2 separate regions of the Homo sapiens genome follow, and region 2 is linked to region 1. A link is an interaction called in ENCODE POLR2A ChIA-PET data of the cell type or tissue named here. Cell type or tissue: IMR-90. All regions are shown on one strand. Each heading gives the region's core, and the rest is flanking DNA. Links, peaks and the distances in the headings are about the cores only.

Evidence for each region. ChIA-PET counts read pairs that join two places held together with the same protein. Peaks named below come from ENCODE experiments on the same cell type or tissue, not always from the same donor. Only the 100,000 strongest peaks of a DNase experiment are listed, where the experiment ranks them.
Region 2: POLR2A ChIA-PET joins it to region 1 with 5 read pairs; 1 of 35 experiments calls an interaction of 5 or more read pairs at or near these places.

Annotation. Positions count from the first base shown.
Region 1 is chr2:145,774,708-145,779,919 of GRCh38, forward strand. No RefSeq gene overlaps it. Among named protein-coding and RNA genes, the nearest start is that of LINC01966, 900 kb to the left of the region's middle. In IMR-90, for the core only: no CTCF peak of the experiment used is centred there; a DNase peak (open chromatin) is centred at 2,874.
Region 2 is chr2:146,128,121-146,133,332 of GRCh38, forward strand. No RefSeq gene overlaps it. Among named protein-coding and RNA genes, the nearest start is that of LINC01911, 710 kb to the right of the region's middle. In IMR-90, for the core only: no CTCF peak of the experiment used is centred there; no DNase peak of the experiment used is centred there; H3K27ac peaks cover 724 bases.

The DNA of each region.
Region 1 (5,212 bases), core at 669-4,668:
AATTGAGCTGAAGCATATCCACCTAGTTTTTCCAATATGACTGTATTTTCCCACAAAGGCAAGGCAATGTCTTATGTCCTTTGCATCTTTTATAATTCCTGGCGTTTTCTAGATATGAATAAATATTCAATAATTTTATGCTTTTTTACTCCAAATATTTAGCAATCCCAACTGATCATTAAGAAATATTATACAGTTAATTTAGCAATGCTGGAGTTGAAAAACTAAAAGCAAAACTCTGGCATTTCATTACAGAAAAAATTAAGAATCATTTATTTAGAAAAACTATTTTGCCAGGTCTTCACTTCGTGTTAGATGTGATCAATATATCCTGATTGCTAATGGGAGTAATAAGATTACTACCCTGACTTCAGAAATAAATGGAAGTAGAACCCTGAATGCAGGTGCAGCAGGAAAGTTTGGGTAAAAGATAAGCACCCAATCTTGTCCTACCCACCAGTGGGGGGCAGGTAACAATGAAGGAGAAAGTCAATAGCCTCTAATAAAACACCAAACTCTAAAACATGGTTTCTTACCTTTACTTTCACTTGTGTTATCATAGACTTAATTATAATTTTAAATCAATAAATACATATTTATCAAGCATTGCTAAATTAGGACACTGTGCTAAAATTGTACGGGATATACTTTTTTTTCCCTCAATTTTAGATTTTTTTGGATCTATAGATATTTGAAGAAGCATTTGCTTTTATCTTCAACTTGATCTTGATAATGACTGAGTAGCGGAAATTGATGATCTGAAGACATATCTATCTACACGGCCTTTCAATGCAAAATCCACTTTACAGTCTTAAGTAGTCTGCTGTGTTTTAAAATGAATCTAAATATTAGGTCCTGGGGGAAGATCAACATTTAGAATAAAATGCTAAAATACAGTGGCTATGCTAATACTTATTAATACTCACTTATCTACAAATCTTAAAAGGAAAAGGTTTTCCAACAATTTTAAGATGTCACAGTGTTAATCTACATTTCAATAAGATATTTAAAGACAATGCTAGAACTGTCAAGGACCTGCTCTTAAGCTTGAGAGAAACCTACAAAGGAATGCTGACAGTTTTATTTTATGTGACATGGAAGCATTATTTATCAAGAAAATGTTATTATATCTTTAGACATTTGAGCACGTTTCATTGCAGATTCTCAGGAAGTTCCACAGATACTTGCAGTATGTGGCGGTAGAATATTATCTATGTAAAATATCCTGAGCTATCAAATTAAGGAAGTGATTTAAATAAGCAAAGTTTCCTCTGTTTCTTTTTTTCCACTTGTTTCTATCTAGAAATCATAGCAAAGTCTGAAGCTTTGAATAACAGGCACTCATGTTTGAAAACTGCAAACTCAATGAAGAAATTGGAAGAGATTTAAAACTATATGCTCAATTATGTTTAGGTGCTTGTTAAAGATTTGTAGTCTGGGAGAGTCACACCTTTAGCAACCTCATGGATTTTACTAAGCAGTCTTGGTAAAAGCACTACATTCCTTGTTATGATATATTTCCGAAAATTAGAAAAGTCTTTCTGAGTCAGCAAAGAATTAGTATTACCCTCTGAGATAATGGAAACCATCCAAATGTTGAGGGAAAAAAATCAAAGAATTTCTGTTCTAATATAATGGCTCCTGTTTGCTTAGTATCTCTTAGAAACTTCTTTTGGAAAAAAACAAACAAACAAAAAAACAAGTCCCATTTACTGGGTACCCTATTAGAATTTCTACGTTTAGTAAACAATGCTAGTCTAATAGGGGAAGTATTGTTACTTCAACCTCTTGTCCCAGAGATTTCTTCCATTGAGATAACAAACTTCGGGAAAATATTTCGCAGACCAACACTACAATAAACCAAGAAAACCAATAATAGATAAACTGCTAATTTGTAAGTTTAAGAGGGATTAGGGGATGAAGGTGGGAGATGAAAGAGACCAAGTCTAGGGAGGAGCAGAGTGAGCCATACATCTTGGCAGAAGGGTAGAGCCTGTGGTAAGATACTGCCAGTTGAGAGTCTCCAGTCATGGAGGAGTCCGGGTGATTTTAAGAACAGGAGTGTCTAATTATTCAGCCTTAACTGGTTTGCAATTCTCTCACATAAATTCCCCCTGCAGTCCTCATTCTTAAAGAAAAGCCTTCTAAGCCAGCATTTTGTGTCAATAGAATTTGGAAGAATAACTCAGTTTAGGTACTCCCTGAGGCAAAGCCCATGTGGAAAAATAACTTGTGTCCAGGTAGTTAATTTATTTTAGATAAATAAATTCTGATTCTAAGAAGCAGAGAAAATTTAAAAAGGAAGGAGGAAAACAGAGTAAGGGTGAATCATTGAGATCTCTACTGTATACACTAGGGCCTTCATTCCTTCCTAGTCTCACAGAAATGTGCAGGATGGTAAGGAAAGACAGGAGCGTGGAGCACTCTGCCTACAGGTTCCTGTTTCCCTTTGGTTGAGGGTCATCTTAGAGGTGTTAGCTCTTCTTTATTTATAGATGACACTTGTGTCCAGGTCAATGAGCCCCCACATTGCCACAAAAGACTTTGTGACAGAATGCAGAAAGACAGAATGCCGGCGCCTAAAATGGGATGATCTTAGGTTTGGGGTGAAGCTGAATGGTCTACCACTCAGTGGCTAAAATCTGATGTGGACTCAGGGCACGTGATGTGAACCACAGAGGTAAGCTAGAAAAAGTAGTCATTATCGTGTGATACAATATGGAATAAAAGTCTAGGGATCAGGTGATGAAATGAATTAGTTCAGAAAAGTCCAAAGCTCAAAGCCAGATGTGTCTAGAGGAAATGAGAACATCACCACAATACCCTAAGATCTATGGAGAGTTTCAGTGAAACACTGGGTCTTCCCTCCATGTCCAGCATGATGAGTCATTGTAAACAGTATTTCCTAGGTGACATTCAAGTAAATATTCAGAGGAAGGCTCTTGTCAGATAACTCACACTTGAAAAAAGTAGTCTTTTCTGCTTGAAACAGTAGAAAATGTGATTTGGAATAATGATGTTACTAAATTTATTACATCTCACTGATAAATCTGAGTTCTAAGACCTTTTTTTGACTCTCCTCTTATAGGATTGCCACTGCATACCTCTTTAAGGCACAATATAGGCAGTTCACACCTGACAGTGATTGTTTTTATTAAATAATAATAAATAGCTGTTGTGTATTTTACCAAGTGTTGTCACTCTTCTAAGTGTCTTGCATGAGTTAACTTCTCCCAGCAATCCTGAGGTTGGTACTATTGTAACCACCTCATGGATACTTCCTGCCACTGCCCAAATAAAGACAATGGCACTGTAGTAAAGAGTTCAATTGACAAGAGGCCACACAGGAGACGGAGTTATTACTCAAATCAATCTCATCGACGGCTTATAGGTTAGGGGTTTTTCAAAGATGGTTTGGGGAAAGGAGTGGGGGTGACTATGAAATGGGTGCTTTCTGCTTGTTGGTTGGGTTAGAGATGAAATCATAGGGGGTTAAAGCTGTCTTCTTGAGCTGAGTCAGCTACTGGTGCTATTGGTGTTAGACATGCAAAACCCAGAAGAGATACCTCAAAAGTCCAATCTACAATAGTGGTTATCTGTAGGAGTGATTGGAGAAGTTTCATATTTTATGACCATTCCACACCTTAAAAGAATTCATGCTCTTCTCCTCCCCCTAGCTTGGTAGTCTCTCATTAGATTTATAAAAGCTGTTGAGTTTAGGAGAATGACTATTGTCATTTAAACTATAACCTAAATATTTTCCAAAGTTAGCTCTTCCTAAGCCCAGAAATAATTAAGGCAGCTTGAAAGCTAAAGGCAAGAATTGTGGTTGGTTAGACTGGCTCTCCCCCACTGCCAAAAGTATCTCACTGATATAATTTTTGCGAAGGGAGTTTCACTATTATTATTCCCACTTTTTTTTTTTAGATACTCAAATTAAGGCAGATGAGGTTAAGAGTCTTCCCCAAATTCTCCAGCTAGTAAGTGGCAAAGCTGGGATCAGACCTAAATTTTGGGGTGCAGTCAAACCTCTAAAACAAAGCACATTATGACACTTGGGAAATCTCAGACACAAAGTTCTTAGAAATCAAGATCCAGAATACTGTCTACAATATTAGCTTATTATAGTGTTACCATGCTTTTAAAAGAAATACCTTCATCATAATTTTTGTTTCCTAGTCATAATATTGACCTTTAAAATGATCTACTATGTTCCATCAGATATATATGCAAAATCCGCTTTATTTTAGATTTTATTCATTTTTTAAAAATTTAACAATACAAAAAATTAGGTCAGGCACCTTTGTTAATTAGCTGTATTTCATTAAAATCATGACCTCTAGTTGAAAATGCCTTCACTCTTGTGTGTTAAATTTATATGGATGGCCCATAAACAGTCCCTAATTAGTCACATGTGTATTCAGATGTGGGCTCATGTGTTATAAACTAACACTGAAGTGTATAAGGAACTGTCAGTCAGATCAAAAGTCAACTGAAAATCATCCCGTTTGCAAAGCTGAGAGTCTGTCACAGTTAGTTAGTCATAAATGTTTAAAACAGCAACCAAACTTTTATTCTAATTGAGCATGAGTTGAAAGGCTACCCACTTTGATGTCTTTGCTTTTATCATTTGTATATAGCTAAAAAACTACTATTATGCCTTTTAAAAAAGTCCCCCCTTGGAGTGGTAGACATTACTTGGTTCTGAAAATATACAGGTAGATCAATCTATAATTGCAGAGCCTTTGTACAGGTTCCAGGGATGCCTATAATCTTTCACGTGCAAGTGTTCAAAAGTAAGATTCTTTCCTCCTTTTTCTCTATTTGATCTCCTTCTCCACAGATTTGTGATTTAAGACATAAGGAATACATCTTTGTAATGATATTTTGTGGGCCATCGTTTAAAGTATAGTATTTGTCTTACCCGAGTTTTTCAACCTTGAAGAGGGATATATAATTATATATTTTTAATTAATATTTCACAATTTATGAGTAAAATTCAATTGTGTTAAGGGTACCATTTGAGAGATTCAGGTGTGGAGACTGGGAAATGAGGGAACTATGAAGGATCCTACAGCAATGCCTCTGTCTATATGGGAGTGATCTCCAAGTACCAGTCCTGTACACATTTCTATTCAGTTAATTTAGAATTTTCATATAAGTCCCACATTCAGGACCATTTTCTTACAATTTTCTCTCCAACAATATTATT
Region 2 (5,212 bases), core at 807-4,806, 350 kb after region 1:
TGTGTAGTATTCCATGATGTATATATACCACATTTCCTTATCCAATCGACCACTGTTGGGCACCTAGGTTGATTCTATGTCTTTACTATTATGAACAACCCTGCAATGAACAGATGAGTGCACGTGTCTTCTTTGGTAGAGTGATTTATTTTCCTTTGGATATGTATCCAGTAATGAGATTGCTGTGTCAAATGGAAGTTTGTTTCAAGTTCTTTGAGAAATCTTCAAACTGCTTTCTACAGTGACTCAAGTAATTTGCATTCTGACCAACAGTGTTTAAGCACTCCCTTTCCTCTGTATATCCTCGATAGCATCTGTTGTTCTTTGTCTTTTTAATAATCACCATCTGTCTGGTATAAGATGGCATTTCATTGTGGTTTTGATTTGCATTTCTCTGATGATTAGTGATGTTGAGCAGTTTTTTCATATATTTTTTGGCCATTGGTACATCTTCTTTTGAGAAGTGTTTGTTCATGACATTTGCCCGTTTTTTAATTGGATTGTTTCTTACTTGTTGATTGCTTTAAGTTCCTTGTAGATTTTGGATATTAGAACTTTATCAGATGCATAATTTGTAAATATTTTCTCCAATTCTTTGGGCAACGTGTGTACTCCATTTATGATTTCTTTTTTGCGCAAAAGCTCTTTAGCTGATTAAGTCCCTGTATTAGTCCCTTCTCACACTGCTATAAACAATGGCCCAAGACTGGTTAATTCATAGAGGAAAGAGGTTTAATTGACTTACGGTTAAAAGGCCTCAGGAAGCTTACAATCATGTCAGAAGGTGAAGGGAAAGCAAGGCACTTTTTTCACAAGATGGCAGGAAGGAGAGTGAATGCAGGAGGAACTACCAAACACTTATAAAACCATCAGATCCCATGAGAACTCACTCACCATCATGAGAACAGCATGGGGGAAACTGCCCCCATGATCCAATTACCTCCAGCTGGTCTCTCCCTTGACACGTGGAAATTATGGAGATTGTGGGAATTATAATTCAAGATGAGATGTGGGTGGGGACACAAAGCCTAACCGTATCAGTCACCTTGTCAATTTTTGTTTTTGTTGCAATTGGTTTTGGGGATTAGCCATAAATTCTTTGTCAAAGCTGTTGTTGAGAAGGGTATTTCTTAGGTTTTCTTCTAGGATTTTTAGAGTTTTAGGTCTTACATTTAAATCTTTAATCCATGTTGAGTTAATTTTTGTATATGGTGAAATGTAGGGGTCTAGTTTTATGTAAGTGTGTTGACCTTTTGTTCCAGCTGCTTTCAAATTATTTCTTTTGTGTTGACCTTGGTAAATATGATGACGATGTGCCTTAGGAATTTTGTCTCATGCAGGCTCTTGCAGGTGTTCTCTATATTTCTTGAATTTGCATGTCTACATCTCTAGTGAAATTGGAAAATTTTTCATGGACTAGATCCTCAAACATGTTTTCCAAGGTGCTTACTTTCTTTCCTTCTCTTTCGGGAATGCCAATGAGTGACAGATTTTTGTCTCTTTACAAACTTCCATGTTTCTTAGAAGTTTTATTTATGTTTTAAATTCTTTTTATTTTTGTCTAAGTTGATTTAAAGAACTGGTTTTGTGCTGCGATTCTTTCCTCAGCTTGATCTAGTCGGCTGTTAATGCTTCTGCCTGTATTTTTAAATTCTTATAGTTAACTCTTCAATTTCAAAAATTCAGTTTGGTTCTTTTTTAAAGTGACCGTTTCATCTTTCAGCTCTTGGATCCTTTTACTGTATTTCTTGGATCCCTCGGATTGGATTTCAACTTTCTCCTGGATCTTGATGAGCTTTCTTGCCATCCAGATTCTGAATTCTATGTCTGTCATTTCAATCTGGTTAAGAACAATTCCTGGGGGCCTAGATTGTTTACTTGGAAGTCAGGAGACACTCCAGCTTTTTGAATTGCCAGAATTCTTGTGCTGATTCTTTCTCATCTGATAGAACTGTTGTTCCTTTAACTGTAATGTAAGATGAGTATAGTGTGTTGGCTCTATTTCTGGGTGCTTTCAGAGGGTCAATGCTCTGTACAGGATTTGTATTTCTGGCTGAGTTTTTGCCTTAGGTTTCACAGGCACTGTATACTGGCAAAATATTTTTGGTATTGTAATTTGGGTTCTGATCCAGGAAATGGCACTTAAGTGTGATGGCCTGTAGATAGGCTCTTAGCCATGCCGCGCTTTCATGTTTCAGCATGTTCACAGTAATGCTCTGGAGTCAGTGGGGGTGGGACACTGGGGAGGGAGGTAAATAAACCTCTCCCTAAGACCACCCCTGGACCTTGGAGGCACTCTATCTGATCCCTGATCCCACACCAGCGTTCCATATGTTAAGTATTCCACACCATGCGTGAGGCTCCCTTAGGCAGAGGTTATGCAGGCTACACCCTTCCCAGACTAGCCCTACAGAGGGAGGCACAATGCTCTCCCCCACCAGCTCACAAACCTGGGTATCTCACCCCTCTCAGTGTTCTGAGAATGGGGGAATCCTCCCTTGCTTGTGAGCCACTCAATCTAACAAGTCTTTACTGACTAGAAGCAGCAGGCACAGGGCTTGTACAGTATAACATCCAGGTGTTTCCTAGGGGAAAACAGAACTGTGCACACCAGCAGGGTTCAGGAAAAGGTGGGGCCACTCTGCTGGAAGCAGGAGTCCAGGCCTGTCTGGAGAGAAGAACTGGGAACAGTCTGCTTTCTCCTGGCACCGTGACTGTGGACTCTATTGGTGTAATGGAAGCTAGTGCTGGGCTCCTCAGGGATCCAAAGCCTGTAGGGCTTCCCATAGTCTTGAGTGGTTCCTCTGAAGAAATTCCATTAATACAGGCTCTCTGTATTAGTTGAGGCCTGTGGTTGGAAGTTTCAGGGGGTTCTCTCATTCCCAGAGTTGCACAGGTCCCTGTAGGAAGGGTAGATCCCCTGGGGGCTCTTAATCTCTCACTCTTACCCTGTGTTAGGAAGCTTCTCCTGGTTTCACAGTGATCCCAGGTGGGTGCCTTCCCAGCTTTGTTATTCTCCGTTTTCCATGTGTCCCCTAACGCCTCTGATGGATCCCAACTAGTTTCTTACATGATTCCCTTGAAGAGTCAATATTTACCCACCACTTTGTTTCCTCTCCACAAGAGTGGTGCACAGTAGATGCTTCTAGTCAGCATTTACAACTCTCACAAAGTTATTTTTGGAAAGAAAACAGAATGAGACATTGGCAAAATTTTCTTTCACATTACCCTTTGGTAAATAATGTATCATTTCAACAAAATTCAGTACAAAGGTGCTATTACTATCATAGGTGTGTTCTCTCAGAAACTTTGCAGTTGGAGGAAAATACTGAGATTCAGGGTATGATGTGCAGTTTACATGGAAGCTTAAAGAAGAAGAGTATTGTCTGTTCATCCCTAAATATCATGCTACAGGAAAAGAGATATTTTATAATTTAGAATAAGGCAATATTCCTAGCTAGTACATGGATTTTGAAAAAGTACATCAGGGTTAGTTTCTATGGACCATTAACATGTATGAAAAGAAAGGGCCAGTTAAGTCAATTAAATAATTGATAACTGAAAAAAAAACTCCTACTCCACTTTATTTGCAGAAATCAACTAGCATTCAACAATATACCTAACCTTCTTAATTTCATGTTGAATTGAATTTAGAAAACTGAGACCATGTATTACTCTTTTATTATGCACCATTGCACAATTATGTAAAATTACATGTACTTCTTTGGGCAAGGAGTATATTTATTTTTCATCCTGAAATGTGCTAGCTTTAAGGGGAAAAATGTCCATCAGGGATGAGATAAATTTATATCCTTTTAAGGAACTGAAAAGGATAGAAAAAAATACCTCTCTATGATTTCAACAAGAATGTTCAAATAAACAAAATGAATGTCTTGAATAGCATGAAACTATTACTTCCTGTACATAGTATGGATGTTTTTGAATTTGAGCATGAGCTATCAGTATTCCTAAGGACACTACGGTACAAATGATAATCTTTTTTTAAAAAATTGCCATCATCATCTAATGCTATTTCTCACAGATAGGAAAAATGCATAGGAAGAGATGCCCTCGAGTACTAAATGGAGATAACTAGTACATTGAGTTCATTCTTTGCTGTTTTCTTCTAGTTTTTATTTATTTATTTATTTATTATTTATTTAGTTATTTATTTTTTATTTTTATTTTTATTTTTATTTTTATTTTTATTTCTTTGAGACAGAGTTTAGCTCTGTCGCTCGGGCTGGAGTGCAGTGGAGCAATCTTGGCTCACTGCAACCTCTGCTTTCTGGTTTCAAGCGGTTCTGCTGCCTCAGCCTCCTGAGTGGCTGGGACTACAGGCCTGTGCCACCACGCCTGGCTAATTTTTTGTATTTTTAGTAGAGATGGGATTTCACCATGTTCACCAGGATGGTCTCAATCTCTTGACCTCATGATCTATCTGCCTCGGTCTCCCAAAGTGCTGGGATTACTGTTATGAGCCACTGCACCTGGACTTTCTTCTAGCTTTGAGCGCTCACAAAAGTTGTCCATACAATAAAAGCATGGTACTGCCCATTTCAACTAAACAAAAAATCGGCTAAAAGGATACAATTTCTCTCAACACAGGCACTTTCACATCAATTACATGTTAACTGCAATTTTTGTCATTGTGTTTTTCCATCACAAACCTTGAAAATATAATTGATATACTGTTGAGCTAGTATTTATTACTGCAAGGAAAGCAGTCTTTGGAGTGAAGCGCATGCTTCATTCAAATGTTCAGAGCAATTTGATGGAGCCACCATACAATTGCTGTGTATTCTACTTGTCTCTTACTATTTTTTCCATTCTCACTTAGATCCAGCCCCACTGGCCTCATTAATGTTTTTTTTGGAATTACCAGGTACTAACCCTTTACCCTAGCCATGCCCTTTCCCTGGAAAACTCTTACTCTAGATATTCACTTGCCTAAATCCCTTGCCTCTTTCAAGGCTTTGTTATGTCTCAGTTTCTCAGTGACAACTACCTTGAACACTCCCATCACTGCAAACTTCAAGAGATCCTTCCTTCCTTCCTTCCTTTCTTTCTTTCTCTCTTTCATTCATTCTTTCTTTCTTTTCTTTCTTTCTTGTTCTATTACTTTATAGCACTTTTTTGCTATGAAATAAAACTGTAAATAAGGCCCCAAGCTCTCTGTACAACATGGACTCCTCATGGCAGAGATACCCAA